3 separate regions of the Homo sapiens genome follow, and all the other regions are linked to region 2. Evidence: chromatin contacts called from ENCODE Hi-C or POLR2A ChIA-PET data. All regions are on one chromosome and are shown on one strand. The core of a region is the stretch at or near the end of the contact, and the rest is flanking DNA. Distances in the headings are between cores, read along the strand shown. Region 1 overlaps PIP4K2A (phosphatidylinositol-5-phosphate 4-kinase type 2 alpha). Region 2 has its middle 28 kb from the start of PIP4K2A. Region 3 overlaps PIP4K2A (phosphatidylinositol-5-phosphate 4-kinase type 2 alpha).

Evidence for each region. Hi-C counts contacts between places; a loop is a spot of excess contacts on that map. ChIA-PET counts read pairs that join two places held with the same protein, here RNA polymerase II (POLR2A). Pooled maps may share reads with other maps.
Region 1: a pooled map shows a loop between it and region 2 (1.8-fold over the local background). The contact joins two enhancer-like sites. A Hi-C loop is called at or near these places in 1 of 50 pooled maps. POLR2A ChIA-PET finds 5 or more read pairs at or near these places in 4 of 52 experiments (MCF 10A, WTC11, activated B cell and 1 more).
Region 3: a loop to region 2 is called in a pooled map, with 2.6 times the contacts of the local background. The contact joins two enhancer-like sites. A Hi-C loop is called at or near these places in 2 of 50 pooled maps. POLR2A ChIA-PET finds 5 or more read pairs at or near these places in 5 of 52 experiments (CD4-positive, alpha-beta T cell, GM12878, PC-9 and 1 more).

Annotation. Positions count from the first base shown.
Region 1 is chr10:22,665,237-22,667,936 of GRCh38, forward strand. The region is part of intron 1 of PIP4K2A (phosphatidylinositol-5-phosphate 4-kinase type 2 alpha); the gene reads right to left. Among named protein-coding and RNA genes, the nearest start is that of PIP4K2A, 48 kb to the right of the region's middle. Within about 2 kb of position 1,380, at least 5 of the 41 ENCODE cell types and tissues checked have a DNase peak (open chromatin) inside an H3K27ac peak, as active enhancers do.
Region 2 is chr10:22,741,515-22,744,224 of GRCh38, forward strand. No RefSeq gene overlaps it. Among named protein-coding and RNA genes, the nearest start is that of PIP4K2A, 28 kb to the left of the region's middle. Within about 2 kb of position 1,382, at least 2 of the 41 ENCODE cell types and tissues checked have a DNase peak (open chromatin) inside an H3K27ac peak, as active enhancers do.
Region 3 is chr10:22,630,664-22,633,363 of GRCh38, forward strand. The region is part of intron 1 of PIP4K2A (phosphatidylinositol-5-phosphate 4-kinase type 2 alpha); the gene reads right to left. Among named protein-coding and RNA genes, the nearest start is that of PIP4K2A, 83 kb to the right of the region's middle. Within about 2 kb of position 1,253, at least 6 of the 41 ENCODE cell types and tissues checked have a DNase peak (open chromatin) inside an H3K27ac peak, as active enhancers do.

The DNA.
Region 1 (2,700 bases), core at 130-2,629, 76 kb before region 2:
ATGACAAAAGCAACAAGAGAAATGCTTTGCGTTTTAAAAATATGAAATCCTATTACATATATTTCTCTGAATGTGCCTTTTCCTAAACTACATCATACAGATCCCTCCTACACAACTGGTCTAGCTCACTTTTAATTATATTACTTCAGAGAGTGAACGCACTATAATTTATTTAGCTGTTCCACTACTGAAGGTCATTCACTTTGTTTCCATTGTATCTTTTGAGACAGGGTCTCACTCTGTCACCCGTGCTGGAGTACAGTGGCACTATCATGGCTCATTGCAGCCTCAACCTCCTGGGCTCAAGAGATCCTCCTGCCTCAGCCTCCCAAGTAGTTGAAACTACAGAGGTGCACCACCACACCTGGCTTTTTTTTTTTTTTTTTTTTTTAAGAAAAAAGTAATGGTGTCTCACTATGTTGCCCACACTGGTCTCAAACTCTTGGGCTCAAGCAATCCTCCCACCTTGGCCTCCCAAAGTGCTGGGATTACAGATGTGAGACCACTGCACCTGGCCTGTTTCCAATGTTTAGATGCAATATACTATGATGCTATAAATATATTTATATATATAGACATACACATATATATACATACACACACAGACACATACATATATATACATATATATACACACACACAGTTTTACTAATCAGTACTTTTAGTTCTATGGGATAGATTATCAGAAGTGGGACTGTGAGATCAAAGGCCATATATATTAATTTTGATTACTATTTTCAGATGGCTTTCCAGGAATGCTATATAAACATACAACATTCTCTACAATGTCTGAAATAGGTTTCTAATAAACTTGACCAAGGAAAGGTTGCCTTGCCACCTATCTTTAGGAAAAAATCTAATACAACACATTTTAATTATTTTCCCCTAACTCCAATAAGTTTTGATGCTACTTTCATTACTCTCCTTGTTTCCCAATAATGCTTTTACCAATATTACATAGGGAAACACAGAAAAGAATACATTACACAAATTCTTCCACCATGAATTTCAAAATAAATATCTGAGAAATGTTGAGAGCTACAATGCCTTTAAAGTATATTGTATAACTTACTGATTATCAACCAGTTTTTATGATGGCCATCTAAACTCCAGGGGGAGAAAAACGTACCCTCATATAAAAGTCACGGGAGAAACCATGACCTTTCAATGCTCTTTTCCCAATCTACCAAAGAAAAGGAACAGCTTTTTATGCAGCAGGAAGGCATTAATTTAGGAAGCCTGTTTTGAAAAATTATCGATCCCAAAAGATATTATCAAATACTTAAGTAGAACCAAGGAACAGCTCTAAAATTCTACTCAGAAGGCAATTCCAAACACCCAGGCTAACACAGCCCCTGTGTCAACATCCTGCAGCTGGCTTATCATCAAATGCTTTCTTCAGCCTGCACAAACCCCAACTGCGGTTCTTCTTAAGTTCTCCCTGCACTGTTTCCGGCACCTACATTTCTTTTTTTCTTTCTGCAGGCTTCATCTGAAACAGCACTCTCCCAGTAGTCACTTGCATTTGATAAGCCCTACTACCCCTTTGCTCCCCGAACGTACATTTTCCCATTACATTTGTAGAAAGTTTTTAATAGTCCTATACCGATAGGAATAATATACCAATATAGCATCAGAACAACCAACATCCACATCTCTGCAAGAAAGTTAATCATTGGCCGATGCCATTCTATGAGGCACATGTAAAAAGGGCAGGTGAATCTATTCACTACCTGCTTAATAACAATCACTTTCCAATTAATATTAATAACTATAGCAAATAACATGGAAAGAAAAAAATACCCACATTTCCAACTCACAGACTATAACTTTGTAAAAATAATAATGTGTTGACTGGCACAGAAGTCCTTCATCAGAGTCAGAAAAATATTTGCCCTGATCATGTAAAATGCCTTATTTTGCCAGGTGAAAGTGGGTACTAACGGTTTCACATGATGCTTAAAAGAGCAAGATCTTGATCAAGTAGCAAGGAAATTAAAATAACTAGTGTTCAATTATATTCCACAAACTAGCTTTAAATTAATTTAGTTTCTCAAGTGGAAAAAAGAAAGCAACCACAGAGTTTTGATGTGTGTATTCAAACAGAGCACGTTAAGTCTTGAAATATTACATAATTTTTTATGAATACCAAATTAGAATTATGGTAGCAAACACCTTAAGATTTCACTCTAAGTCCTTTGGCTTTGAATGTGTTGCTTTCATCCAAAAGATTAAAGTGGGAAAGTAATATCTATGTGGTTTTACTCATTCTTCAACAAACTGAAGATCACTTATAAAATCGATAATCGTAAAAACAAATTTAGCACCTAACAAATGACGTGCTTCTCATGTCACATTCCATGAGATACACATTTATACACCAAGACATTAATCTGGGAGGTTATAAAATTAAAATTCTCTTAGAAAATGAATCCTTTGCCTTTATTTTTTAACTAGAAAATAGATGTCTTCCAGCTTTTCCCAGAAACTAATACTTGTAAAAAGAGGATTTTGAAAAAAACTTTGTAACAATTTTAAAAGTCCTCCAAAAAGTTTTAGAAGTAAATAATACTTTCATGATTGAAAGGACTCTTAGCCACAGAAAATCCTGAAGTTTTCAGTGAACTTCTGTGTGTGTGTGTGTGTGTGTGTGTGTGTGTGTGTGTGTGTGTGTGTGTGTAGAGAGGGGGAGGGAGGGAG
Region 2 (2,710 bases), core at 132-2,631:
TCTCTTTTAAGGAATACACCTATGGTAAAAAAAAAAAAGGGTATATATCAAAATAGAACTATCAAACCTTTAGCTAGAGTCTCAATTAATAAAAATTATAGAAAAAAATTACCTATATCTACCTGGTTATAGGCAGAAGTCAGACTAGTTCACTGCATTTCCTATTTTGTTACAGTTCATTTCTAATTAAAAATATAATAAAATGAAATGACGGATCTGAAATCCTTTTAATAAAATAGTTGTTTAAAAGACTAAGAAGAGAGAAACTGGCAAACAATTGTGCTCATGATTAGCTCAACATTAGAAAACTACAAAGGGGTCGGGTGCGGTGACTCATGCCTGTAATTCCAGCACTTTGGGAGGCTGAGGTTGGTGGATCATTTGAGGTCAGGAGGTTGAGACCAGCCTGACCAACATGGTGAAACCCCATCTCTACTAAAAATACAAAAAAATTAGCTAGGCATGGTGGCACACGCCTGTAATCTCAGCTACTTGGGAGGCTGAGGCTGGACAATCTCTTGAGCCCAGGAGGTGGAGGTTACAGTGAGCCGGGATTGTGCCACTGCACTCCAGCCTGGGCAACAGAGCAAGACTCCATCTCAAAACAAAACAAAACAAAACAAAACCAAAAAAAAAAAAAAAAACTACAGAGGAAGAGAAAGGCATCCTTAACATTTGGTACATAGAGTATTTTCTTGCTTAATTTTTCCTCCCTTTTGAATGCTTTTATGTATAATTCTCTGAAAGACAGAAGCCAGAGGTAATTCTAAACATGTTTTAGTTGATCAGCTCAATAATCAACATTTATTTAGCAAATGAATGAATTTGTTCCAGGTTTGGCAGCAACATTTTCAGTTGGTAATAGGGATCTTGCATGTCCCATTTGCTTAATTAGCTATTCTAGCCTTTAAAAAAATTGGGGTTAACGTTTCATTTTAGTTAAGTAGAATACGGGAATAAATTAGACTTAACCTATACTGGTATTCTTTACTGATATGAGTGGCAATAAAAATTACCAAAATAACCAATTCCACATATGCATAGAAATGAGAGGCCAAATAGCATTGTGGGAAGAGGACAAGAATCTGAATGGGGCTTAAAAATCATTCAAAGTAGAAATTCAAATACAAAATGGACACTGTGTCTGGATTTTTAGCCTTATAAATTGCCTTCCTGAAACTTATGCCATATTAACTTTAAGAATTTTAAGACATACACACATCATTACAAATAATCCTTTGAGGAAAAGTAATTCATAACACTCACAGCATATGTCATTTTGAATTGAGTGTTTCTTGTGTCTTATCTTTTGACCTGTTAGCTATGTTTGGTGTTGGGGGTTACTTCCTCCTTCTTGAAACTCTTCCCTCCTCTAATTCTAAGACTGGCTCTTTCTTACTTCTGCTTTCATTCCTCTGGGTAGTCCTCACTGCCCCTTGCCCTACTTGTTCCTCTTGCCTCTTAAATGTGATTCTCTTTCAGCTTCCATCTTTAGCCTTCTCTTCTTACTCTGCCCACTCTCATCTACTTCTATGGTTGAGATTGCTCTTAAGCATATACTCGGTGAACTCCCAACTCTACATGTTTCATAGGGTTTAGATCTGTGTCCCCACCCAAATCTCATGTTGAATTGTAATCCCTAATGTTGGAAGTAGGACCTGGTGAAAAGTGATTGGATCATGGGGTCAGAGTTCTCATGAATGGTTTGGCACTATCCCCCCTTGGTACTGTATAGTCAGTGAGTTCTCATGACATCTAGTTGTGTAGTGTGTAGCAGCTCCCACCACCCAGCTTTCTCCTGCTCCAGCCACAAGACATGCCAACTACCCCTTTGCCTTCTCCCATGATTGGAAGTTTCCTGAAGCCTCCCCAGAAGCCAAGCAGATGCCACCATGCTTCCTATACAGCCTGAGGAACTGTGAACTAATTAAGTCTCTTTTTTTTATACATTACCCAGTCTCAGGTATTTCTTTATAGCAATGTGAGAACTAAGACCTCCTTGTCAAATCTCCAGCTCTTTTCCAAGTGTTAGATTCATGAATGTTCCTCAAACTCAACAAATCTACAATGAAACGCATTATTTTTTTCTAATAACCTGATGATTTTTTTTTTAATTTTGCTTTCATGGGTCTCAATTCCTGAGAAGACCCCACACGAGTCTCTGTATTTTAAGTCCTAAAGCTACTTTCCAGCCCCCAGTGGCCAACCCATGCAGTTTTTTCCTTGCCACAGGTCCCAAAGAGGCAATGATCATCACTTTATCCCTTGGGGTTTCTGCTGTGCACAGGACTCAATATCCTCTCGCTGCCTCATCCCAAAAAGCAAAAGGTCTTCTTTTTTTACTTTCTTAATTAAAGCATTGTATCAGGGAACAGAAAGTATATTCTCAAAATAACACAATGGGAAGTGAAATCATTCTTTAACAAATATTCGTGGATTACTACTTACTCTGTGCCAGGTGCTGGAAAAGGGGACATTGGCCTTTAGTTGACCTCTAAGTCTTGGGGGAAGAGGTGTATGGAAGGGAGGATTTGAGCTTAAGCAAATAATCACAGAAACACACATGACATTCCAACTGCACCAAGGGCCATGAAGAAGTGGTTCACAGAGTGAGTCCATAATGGGCATAATGGGGCAATGTAGTCTAGGCAAGTAGCTTGTGAGAGGCTTCTCTGAGGTATCTTATCCTGAGCCAATATCTGAAAGATAA
Region 3 (2,700 bases), core at 3-2,502, 110 kb before region 2:
TTATCAGCAAAACTTCAGAATGAGCCACAAAGGGTAACAAACTCAAAAACTTGAGCAACAGCAGAATTCATATTCTGTTAAGTTTTGGTTTCAAAATCCCCAACAGTCCTCTAAAGCTGGGACAGGATATGCAAATTGCAGGGATGACTCACCATCTATCAATTACTACAACATACTTGGGTTCTGGGTCCTCTCACCTTCCATCATCATCCACCCAATTAAGCCAGCAGACTCAGGCAAGGTTTGACACATCAATTCTCTTATTCTTCTTACAAGACTAAATACTAATGGACAGGAACATGGCAACAGGGACAAGAGAGTAGGTAGGAACTAAAATGACAGCTTCTCGCGATCAGGAGCCAAGTCATGCACCCTGCCCAGAAAGCAGCACAACAGGCCACACACGGTATACTAACACACCACAGGATACGACGTTCAGTTTTACTTTGTATTGATGGTCAATACAGAGTTTCTTTGCTTTAGCAATAATCCCTCTTCCAAATATTTTTTAATAACCTTTTTGTAAATAGTGATAATAACAGACTGTAACTGTCATGGGCTCAATGTTTTTGTCTCCCCCAAATTCCTACAATGCAACCCTAACCTCGAGTGTGACTTTGTTTGGAGATGGGGCCCTTAGGAGGTATTTAAGGCTAAATGAGTTCATCAGGGTGGGCCCTGATCTGATGGAATTAATGTCCTTTTAAGTACAGACACCAAAGAGCTCAATGCCCCCATCCCCAGCCCAGGCCCACCATGTGAGGACAGGGGCAGAAGGTGGTCATCTGCAGGCCAGAAAGAGACCCCTCACCAGAAACCGAACCCTGTCAGAACCCTGATCTTGAACTTTCCAGCTTCCAGAACTGGGAGATAATAAGTATCTGTTATTTAAGCCGTCCAACTGATGGCATTTTGGTGGTGGGTCTAAGCAGACTAATACAGTAGCCATAGAATAAGAATCTATGATTTCACGTTCTATGGAAGAAGAGGAAACTCTTCCTTACAGTACAATTTCAACTATGTAGAAGGAATAATGAAAATTAAAAAATCAGCAATTTGCAAATACCACAGTAATAACTGTTACACATTAAGAATCAGCAATAAATGTTCAATTTTTTTGAGCAAAAGTATGCTGAGAAACAGGATATTTACACAATCTCTAAGTATCTCCCACAACATACTTAAGAACAAAGGGAAACAACAGTGACTTAACAGTGGAGAGAGCTGACACTGACATCACCGTAACCAACTGACCAGAGTCAACAGCTTCAGTGATGAGATCAGTGGACATCACGCGCCTTCTGATACGTGCGCTGAGATGGACACAACACTAACGCTCTGGTATTCTCGTGAAAACTGCATAATGAATGTAATCATTAGGAAGCAAGCTCTCGGTGAGAGCCATTCTACAAAATAACCAGTCTTCATGAAAAGTGTAAAGGTCATGATAGACAAAGACAGGAAATAGTCCAGATTAAAGGAGACTAAGAGACATGACAACCAAATGCATCAGGTGATCCTGGACAAGAAAGAAAACAAAAGTGGAATGAGTGCGGAAATGTAAATAAGAGCTTTCTATTATTACGCAGTCATCTTGTATCAGTGTTAGTTTCCTCATATTCATAACTGTACTATTTGTTATATAAGATGTTAGCATCTGGGTGAAGGCCATATGGGAGTTCTTTGTATTATTTTTGCTACATTTTTATGTCTGAAATTGTTTCAAAATGAAAATAAAAACAAACATTAAAATGGTATTTTTAGTATAGTATGTACAACATTGTTTTTCTCCCTAATAATCTGCACCATCCTTACTAAAGTTGACAAGTTGGTGTTAGCTGGATTTGTCATTTTTATGCCACAAAATGCACCTTACATACAATTAATTGGAGTATTTCTCTCACACCCCACTGGGATAAGCAATGTCATCTGCTCTATTCCATGTGCAAGAAGCATGACCTCCGGTGTAGGCCACCAGGCACACTCATATCCCTGGCACCTAGCTCAGTGCCCCTTCATTGTTATTTTTTAATTTTACTCCATGACCTGCTGAACCAGCTAAGAATCTCTAGAGCTTATTTTGAAATAAAAATTATGGGGAAAAAAGGTAGGGGGAAATAGGACATAATATATTCTTGACTCTCTTACATTATCAAATTTGATGGATAATTTCCAATCAAAAGAAAAAAATATCTTACTTGTAGGAAGCGGTTGAGTTTCATATTTTGTTTTATATTCTTTGGTTTTCTATTTGTATGGCCCCTTTTCATCCTCAACATTCATCATTTCAAAAAATGGCCCATAACAATACATCACTAAGGCTAACTTTTATTTAAGGCTTAGTATACATCGGGTATCTGCTAACCACCCCAATAGCCTCCCATGTAACCACCTTAACCCTGTGAAATGGGCACAACTATTACACAGCCCCCCTCTTTACAGTAGGAAAGCAGAGGCTGAGTTAAGTGATGGCTCAAGGTCACAGAGACCTTTGCATGGCGCAGGGGATTCAGATCTGGGCAACACAGCTCCAGAACCTGGGCTCTTGGCCATGGCTCTCAACTGCCTCTTGTTTTATAAACACATAAATAAATGAAAGGGACATAATTTTTTAAAAGAAAAAGAAAAACCTGCTCAACTACTTAAAGTAGCCGGAGGGAAAGCTGCTTACGAGGTAGATGGGAGCTAGATTAAACAAAC